Regions from separate parts of the Mus musculus genome. Here all the other regions are linked to region 3. The links are chromatin contacts, found by POLR2A ChIA-PET in ENCODE. All regions are on one chromosome and are shown on one strand. Each heading gives the region's core, a stretch centred on a gene start or an enhancer-like site at or near the end of the contact. The rest is flanking DNA. Distances are from core to core; before and after follow the strand shown.

The links. ChIA-PET counts read pairs that join two places held with the same protein, here RNA polymerase II (POLR2A).
Region 1: POLR2A ChIA-PET joins it to region 3 with 17 read pairs in Patski. The contact joins the enhancer-like site here to the promoter of Kmt5b in region 3. POLR2A ChIA-PET finds 5 or more read pairs at or near these places in 3 of 5 experiments (Patski and embryonic stem cell).
Region 2: POLR2A ChIA-PET joins it to region 3 with 10 read pairs in Patski. The contact joins the enhancer-like site here to the promoter of Kmt5b in region 3. POLR2A ChIA-PET finds 5 or more read pairs at or near these places in 2 of 5 experiments (Patski and embryonic stem cell).

Annotation. Positions count from the first base shown.
Region 1 is chr19:3,831,739-3,834,480 of GRCm38, forward strand. No RefSeq gene overlaps it. Among named protein-coding and RNA genes, the nearest start is that of Gm51271, 18 kb to the right of the region's middle. Within about 2 kb of position 1,258, at least 1 of the 3 ENCODE cell types and tissues checked has a DNase peak (open chromatin) inside an H3K27ac peak, as active enhancers do.
Region 2 is chr19:3,679,917-3,682,897 of GRCm38, forward strand. The region is part of intron 1 of Lrp5 (low density lipoprotein receptor-related protein 5); the gene reads right to left. Among named protein-coding and RNA genes, the nearest start is that of Gm36672, 5.1 kb to the right of the region's middle. Within about 2 kb of position 1,565, at least 1 of the 3 ENCODE cell types and tissues checked has a DNase peak (open chromatin) inside an H3K27ac peak, as active enhancers do.
Region 3 is chr19:3,766,537-3,769,275 of GRCm38, forward strand. It overlaps Kmt5b (lysine methyltransferase 5B), which reads left to right and starts at 1,353. Exons shown (of 11, transcript NM_001379678.1): 1 at 1,353-1,804.

The sequences.
Region 1 (2,742 bases), core at 8-2,507, 65 kb after region 3:
GAGCCATCTCACCAGCCCATAAAAACAACTTTTAAGAAACACTCATTGTTTTCTACTTGTCTTGCACGGGCTCAATGGGGCCACGGGCAGCTTGTCCAAAGGTCAGCGAACAGATAAAGCAGGGTGAGTGACCCAGCCGTCAATCAAATACAACTGAGAAAGAAGCCTGAAAAGTGGGGGAGCCACACTGGGTGCCCTTGGCATCTCCTGGGAGGGTACGGCTGCTGCGGCCCTTAGAGGTGGGACTCTTCTTTATCTGCTAACCCCTGGAACACCAGCTGCCCAGGGCAGGGATGCAGGGGATGTGTGCAAAGTCCTGGAGATAAGGATAGACAGGCTATCTAGGAGAGAAAGTCAGCAGGCAGAGCCCAGCTCGGGGCCCTCAGGAGACTGTGAAGGGAAAGGCGAGGACCAGAGTTCAAGTCCCAGCACCAACATGGGCATCATCAACCACCTATTACTTCAGCTCCAGCAGATCCAATGCTCTCCCTTGGCCTTTCAGTCACTGCACGCATGTAGTGTGCATACATACTTACATGCAGGCAAAACATCCATTCACATAAAATAAAAACAAAGAAAACTTTAATGAATAAGTAAACAATATTTAAAAATACACTTGGGGGGGCTGTTGAGATGGCTCAGTGGGTAAGAGCACCCGACTGCTCTTCTGAAGGTCCGAAGTTCAACCATCCGTAATGAGATCTGATGTCCTCTTCTGGTGCGTCTGAAGACAGCTACAGTGTACTTATGTATAATAAATAAATAAATAAATAAATAAATAAATAAATAAGGGCTGGTGAGATGGCTCAGTGGGTAAGAGCACCCGACTGCTCTTCCGAAGGTCAGGAGTTCAAATCCCAGCAACCACATGGTGGCTCACAACCATCCGATCACGAGATCTGACTCCCTCTTCTGGAGTGTCTGAAGACAACTACATAGTGTACTTACATATAATAAATAAATAAATCTTTAAAAAATAAATAAATAAATAAATAAATAAATAAATAAATAAATAAAATACACTTGGTCTTAGCCAAAAGGCCAAGAAGTGATAATATTTAGAAAATAAATAAGCCCAGTACACCAAACAAAGAAAAAAAAAAGAGTGTACACAGCAGAAAGATGTGTGGCTTTTTGTGGCCAGATAAGCTGGGAGGTCACAGAGCCTCCTGTGACCTAATTCCTAAATCTATTCTCTGGTTTCACACAATCTGTCCCAGCCCCAGCCCCAGGGCCACCAGCCATGGGAGCCTGGTCCTGCCCCTGCCTGACCCAGGGAGGAAGTGACTCAGGAGGCCTCTTTAGAGCTGAATGCAGAAGCCCGTCCAGCCCATAGATTCTATCTGCCCACAGTCATTAGAGTGCTGAGGCTGAGTGGGCCAGGCAGGTGGCTTGGATCCAGGCGGTCCTTTCCCCTTCCTATCTGGCAGCCTGAGCCACCCACTCTATGCCAGCGTGGCAGACAGTGCCAGGCAAGTGGCCAGGTCAGCAGGAGGAAGCCGCTGTTGACATGTGACAGCTATGTTTGCTTACCTGGGGCCACCCACCAGAAGAGTTAATATTCAACTCCCTCTAGACCCTGGAGCTGCAGCTGGGTCTAAGTGTGGTAACAGAGACCTGAGTCAGTTCTTGCCTTATAGAACATGTGCCTCAAAGCCCACACAAGTCTCTCGTGGGTTCCTCATCTCTGTTTCTAGAAGAAACCTGACCAGTGTCACTCAGACCACAGGGTCTACTTCACAGGCCTTGGGAAGACCTGAGGTCCAAGGAGCTATGAGGGGCCCTGGTGGGTTGGGGTCTGAAGTGGTGCAGGTGCAGGTAGGTGTAGCTCACAGCGCTGAGGTGTGATCAAAACCCGCTTCTTACCTGCTTTTCTCTGACTTGGACCCTCTCACAGTATCATTTCTGAGCCATCCCCGCTCCCACACTTCATGTCTCTCAAATGCACTCACCTCCTTCCACTCAGTTGTGATATCACAAGATACCCAGAGTCCTTTGGACCTGGCTAGGACTTGGCCCTGGGAAGCCTATGTGGGTTGGTATACATACGTTCAGGTACCTTCACTAGAGATAGAAACCTCCAGCCAGCCCAGCTACCCCAGTGTCTCAGCATCATATCCTGGCAGGGCTCAGAAAGACCTGAAGTTAAAGTCTTAGAGCTACACAGTTAAGAGCCCTGCACTTGTCATTGTCCCTCTGTCCTAGGGAGGCAGTCGCCCAGAAAGCCATACTGAGGAAAGGACTGTACCCAGGACCCGTTCTAAACCACTGAATCCCAGAAGAGGAGAGGCTGAAAGGAGAGACCAGCAGTTTGCTCCGTGTTGGGCCCTGGGTATAATAACCGTCTTGATTCACCCTGCCACTGTCACAGCCCTGGGGCCTGAGAAAGCGCTGCCGGAGGATGTGGGATGCAGTGTCCTCTGCTGGGCCACCTCTCAACACAAAGATGCCCTGCTCCTGGGAATTTCACAGCCTCCAACCCAGCATCATCCAAACGCAAGCAGCCTTCTGGGCCTGCCTCTGTTTACAGCCAAGAAACACAGACAGGGAAGCTAAGCTGAGCTAAGGGAGGGCGTGCAGCAAGCAGGGGCTGAGCTGCAGCAAGCAGGGGCTGAGCTGGTTGAGAACCTGCTCTCTATCCTCACTCCGAATCCTTTCCCTGAAGTGGGAAGCAGGGAGTAGGGTTCTGCATTGGCAAAGCCGAAACCAGTGTGGCAAGCACCCGGTCAAGGCCCTCCGGTC
Region 2 (2,981 bases), core at 315-2,814, 86 kb before region 3:
CACCCCAATTAAGGAAATCATGACAATCGCCCACACACGTGTTCACAGACCAACTTGATCTAGACAATCTGTCTTCTCAAGCAATTTTAGATTGTGTCACGTTGACAACTGCAACCAACAACACAGACAGGCTCTACTAGAGATGGTGGGTCCCAGGGTTAAGAATGCAGAGATTGGGCGGCCCCATAGGCTGGTGAGACAGCAGAACAGACCTGAAAGGGATACTGGAAGGGCTGCAAAGAACCTGAGAGAACACTTTTGAGGCCAGTGTGGTGCCAACTACACTCGCAAGGGACAGATTGGAAGCAACAGAGCCAGGCAAGAGGAGCAGGTAAAAACTTGGCTAGGCTTGGAAGGACCTCAGAGAATGGGCCCGCTCACGTTTACCTTTATGAAAACAGAGGCACAAGAGGAGGACACTCCAGGGCTCCATATGAAGGCAGAAAGCCGTGATGGGGTGCGGGTCCCTTAGCCGTCCTAGACACCTGCACTGACACCCAAGGCATGCAATGCCTCATGGGCTCCTTTCTAGGAGAGGAGCCACTGCCCAATTCTGGAGGAGCCTGGAGACCCCCCAAGACTCCCAGAGAGGCTGAGTCCCCTTCCTTGACAAAACCATGCCTCAGTTTAGCCACAAGGTAAACGGCACCCTGGCAAGCTGAAAGTAGATGCCCCCAGAACTTGTCATCTCACAAGACAACTAGGAAAACACCCAGAAAGGGCAGCCTTCTACCCCTAAAAGGGCACATGTCACCATAAAAACCTTCCAAAGGGTCCATGGCCAAGAGACCCCAGGCTTGAGGAGCAGAAAACAGGAGATGCTGAGGGCCCCTCGGGGCACAGCAGGTTCCACTGGAAATCAAGGTTACCACAGTGGACCAGGGTCCTCCTGATCAAGCAGTGCTCACTGCAAGTCAGTGAGCTGCCAACCATTCTGCAGGAGGCAGTGCTCACTGGAAGTCACTGAGCTGTCAACCATTCCCACAGGAGCAGCCAAGGACGCGCCGGAAGCCCAAGGCTAGAGCTACATAACGAACGATCCCTTGGGGCTGAGTGCAGGGACCAAAGGACACCTACTACGCTAGCAAAAGCACTATATCTGCCACACAAATCCTATATGACTTAGACAGGACACTTACACAATGGCCCAAGTCCCCTCTCAGCCAGGTGGGGCCTTTAGTTTTGGCTTGGCCACCCCAAAAGAACTAATCTGCAGCATCTCTGCCCAACACAGGACAAGAAGTTCAGCTCTGCAGCCTGCACTCAGCCTCCCTTTAAAGGGAGCCTGGGTATCCAAGGCGGCCTCCAAGTATCTCCCTCACTATGGTGGTAAGGGAAGGAACACTGTGTCCTCCCAAGCCTCACAGATCCCACAGGTGCTGGCAAGGCTGGCCGATCAGCTCAATTTTGTAGATGTGGAAACTGAGGCTAAGAGCCAGCAAGCCACTTTCCAGAGGCTGGAAGGAAATCGGGGTAGACCCGCCAGCTAGGCCTGGGGCTACCTCCTTGTGGGCTCCACAGCTGCCTCCACCCGTCACACTTGGACGGCTCTGCCCCAGGCGGCTGGCTCAGAGCCCATGTGAGGCTTTCCAAGCAAATGTGAGCAGAGTCACGAAGCCCAGAAGCTGGGTGCAGCCCTCGGCTCCCACCACGCCTGCCCCACAGACTCCTGTTTCTAGAGGCTAAGAAGTGATCCAGCTTGGTGCCTCCTGACCACAGAGTCCAGCTCCCTCTGAGACTCCCTGGGAGGCCAAACAGGAGACTCATTCCACACTCTCAGGACCCAGGCTCCATGCAGATGGATGTGAAGGGAAACACAGACTGGCTGGAGGCCAGCACAGTCTGTCCAGCTTGTCCCCATTGCCTGTCACACTTCTGAACCTCCTGCCACAGTCCCGTTCCCGTCCCCGTCCCCGTCCCCCCCCCCAGCCCCCCTGCAGCTCATTTGCTGAAAGCCACAGACAACCAGGACAAGTCAACCAGTGAACAAACAGATAAACTCTGGTCTATCTGCATAGCAGATATCACTCAGCCATAAAAAGGGGGATGGACTGCCACATGCTACAAAGATGTCAGACAGAATACATATGAAATCCAGCCAGGTACAAGCTGGCTAATGCTAACTACCCAGGAGGCTGAGGCAGGGGGAATCACTTGAGCCCAGGAGTTCAAGGCCAGCCTAGGCAACACAGAAAGATACCATCACTCCTACCACCCTCCAAAAGTGCCCAGAACAGGCAGATCCCAGACACAAAACAAAAACTGTAGTAAAGAGATGGGAAACCACTGTTCAATAAAAATGGGGTTTGCTTTGGAACAATGAAAAGGTTTTATAATAATGACTGTAATCCACATAAGTCCAGTGCCTGGGCCCGGCATGCTTGGGAGAGCTGTTAACTCCTAGGTGTAAGCTCCAACCCCAACATTTGTAAGATTTGCTTTTATTTCATGTGTATGCACAGTTTACCTATTTATGTGCCACAGAGGGGTGATGGGGTGATGGATCACCTGGGACTGAAGCTACAAATGGTTGTGAGCTGCCACGTGCATGCTGGGAACTGAACCCTGGTCCTCTAATAAGACCAGGTTAAGTGTTTTTAACCACTAAGCCATCTCTCCAGGACCTTTAATCCCAATTTTTAATTTTTATTTCTTGGTTGATGGGAGAGGGCTGACCTTGAGCTGGGGCCCCTCCGGCCTCCACCTCGTGAATCTTAGATGACAGTGAACCCAGCTGCTGCTCCCATAGTTTCTGCTCTGGCGGAGGACCTGAGTGTGGTCCCAGCATGTACCTGGGCACCTCACAATGGCTTGTACTTCTAGTTCCAGGGGATCGATGCCCTCTTCTGAACCCCAGTGGTAAACTGCACTCACACACGTGCACACATAACTTAAAATACAAACAAGTCTTTTAAAAAAAAAAATCAGTTCCAGAGCCAAGTATGGTGGCACACATCTTTAATCCCAGTGCTCGAGAGGCA
Region 3 (2,739 bases), core at 103-2,602:
GCCCTGTATCTCCTGTGACTGGTCTCCTATGCCCACTGCCCACTCCCAAGATGGTCTGTAGACTGAGGATACAGGTCACACAGCTGAGGTCAGCACAGGAATTCTGGTTTTGAAGAAATATACCTTCCCAGCTATGTGTCCTTAGCAGGTTTCTGTGCCTCTGTTTCCCATCTATGGAAGGGGATAACAAGCGTCGTCAAGTACTCAAGATCAAAGAGGCAAGGGCAATGGGAGCTAAGTTGGTATTTGCTTGACTCTGCTGAGCCATCCTCTAGAAAATGCCTACTATGCTAAGGTATGTGAGTGTTCAGTGTGGTAGTGGTGTTTGCAGGGAACCGAGGCAGGCTGGGGCCCTCCTGCAATGGCCTCAGCTGTTCTCCCTGTCTCATGTGTCGCTGGAGTTGCATTCTTTCTTTCCATTGCCTGGACATTTTCGTACCTTTCCATAACACCCTCCACCTCACTCAGGTGTTTGCTTCAATACGTGACAACCTCAAACACCTCCTTCAGGTCCCAACCACCTGCTTCACTTTAAAGCCTGCGTTTTTCATAGAATAGTGTATAAGAGGCTCTGGCTCCAGCCCTGAGTAGTTGAAAAGTCACCCAACTAGTCCATGCCTCAATTTCCCTGTGTGTAAACTGGAACCCACAATACTCTCGACCTCTGGGGATTACCCTGAGGGACAAATAAAGGGACACACCAGATCGTTGGGAACGACGTCTGGTTAGGGACAAGGATGTGACCCTCGTTATTGTTGTGAGGCACCCCTTATCCAACTGCAAGATCCAAGGGGTGGGGCTTCACCATACCCCAGGCGTGGGTGCAAGCCACTCCGGATCTTCCGCCCCAAGCTCCCGGAGGACCAAACCGCCTTTCTTGCGCCGGTTGAGCCCGAAGAGGGCGAGGAGTGGCTGCGTCGTGGAAAGGTTGTCACTCAGTAGGTGCTCAAGGAGCGGCCGGTGTCAGCACGGGGGACCCAAAGCACGCTCCCTCCCCGCCTCCCGCGTGGTACCGTTCAGGTGGCCCACATGGTCTTGAAGGGTGTTTCTGCTTCCAACGACACCCATCCCCACAACAAAGAAACTCGCCATTCCCGGCCGCCTCCCCTCAGTGCACCCCGGAGGCACAGCGGGCCCGGAGCGCCGTGCGCCTCGCAGTTGCCCCCTGAAATCGCAGCTCGGGAGCTGTCCCTGGTAGGTGCAGGTGCGCACGAGACGGGGGCGGGGGCCAACCCCGCGGGGCAGCAAGCGGCCGGGGTACTAGGTGGCGCCCACCGGGCGCGCGGCGACGCCGCCTCCACCGAGATTTAAAGGGCAGCCGGGCGGAGGGATCTTCGAACGACTCTCGCTGCGATCCCTCCGCCTCGAGGCTCAGCGACGGCAACGACGTGGTTTCTTTGGTGGTGGTGGTGGGGGGGATTTACTCTTGTGCCTCCGCTGTCGGGTGCCGCGGCAGGGAACTTCATTCTCTCTGGTGTCTCTCAGCCTCTTCCCGCAGAATTCCGTCGAAGCCATCGCGGCCACTAGCGCGGAGCAAAGGTGCGCGCACGCTCGGTGTCGGCGTGGTGTCCCTCCGCCGTCAGTCGTGGACTCCTTTTCGTGTCCTTCCACCGAGCCCGGGCGGTGTCCGGGTGGCTCACCGGGGGCGGCGACGCGTCTGCGGCGCGGCAGCGAGGCTCGGGGGCTATGAGGTGAGGACGCCCGGGGACCGGAGGCGGCACCCGGCGCTGCGCGAGAACGCAGGACGCGAAGCCCCGAAGTCGGCGGATGCCTCTCAGATCCCGCGACTGCGCGCGAGGTGGAGGTGAGGCCCGAGGACTGTGAGGCGGGGGTGGCCCGGCGCTGCGAGCCAGGGCTCGGGGACAGGGGCTTGGCGCGGGCCGCGGTGGTGGCCGTGGCGGCAGGGTTGGGGGGGCCCCTCGGCGGACGCGGACTCCTTTATTTCCCCCCCCCTTCCGTCAGCGGAGGCAGCGGGCGGTGCTACGTCCGTGCCGCCATATTGGATTTTACTCTCCAATTTTTTTTTCTGAGGAAATATTTTTTGGTGATTAATTTTTCTGGAGGGACCAAAAAGTGTAGCCGGGCGCTTCGGGAGCTCGGTGGCGGAGCTCTTGGACGGGCCCGGTGCTGGAAGACCGGCAGTGCTGGCGGTGAGCCGCGGAGGACGTACGTGCGTGCGTGCGTGCGTGCAGGAACCGGGCCGCGGGGCGGGGCTGCGGGGCCGGGGCGGCCGGGCGAGCGAGCACGGCCTGCAGTGTTGGCGGCGGCCGGAAGGGAGCGGTAGCGGTCGGCGAGGGCCGGGTCGCGGCCGCACGAGGGGAGCTGCTCGGCCGCTCGGGATTGGGGGACTGTGTTTTTCCTCTTCTCCAATGGGCGGCCGGCAAGCGTCTCGCCCAATCTGCTCGCGCCGGCTCGCCGAACTTTCGGTTGTTTTTGTTTTGGCCCGAGCCTCGTTTCCTGTTGCTCCAGGCTCAGACTGTCGCGCGCGGGGGTGGGGTGGGGGTGGGGGGCAGTCGCTCGGGCCCCACGCAGTGGCACTGGCGTCACTCGATCTGTCATCCGCTCGTTCAGCCAGAGTGCAAGAAGGAGAGGAGGAGACGTGAAGTTCATCTTGAACTTTCTGATGGCGCTCACTCTGAGACAGTCCTCTCAGAGGAGCAGACAAGATGGATTGCCTGACTTGATTTGTTTGTTTGTTTTTTAAACCTGCTTTCTAGACTTAAAACTGTCTGACACAGG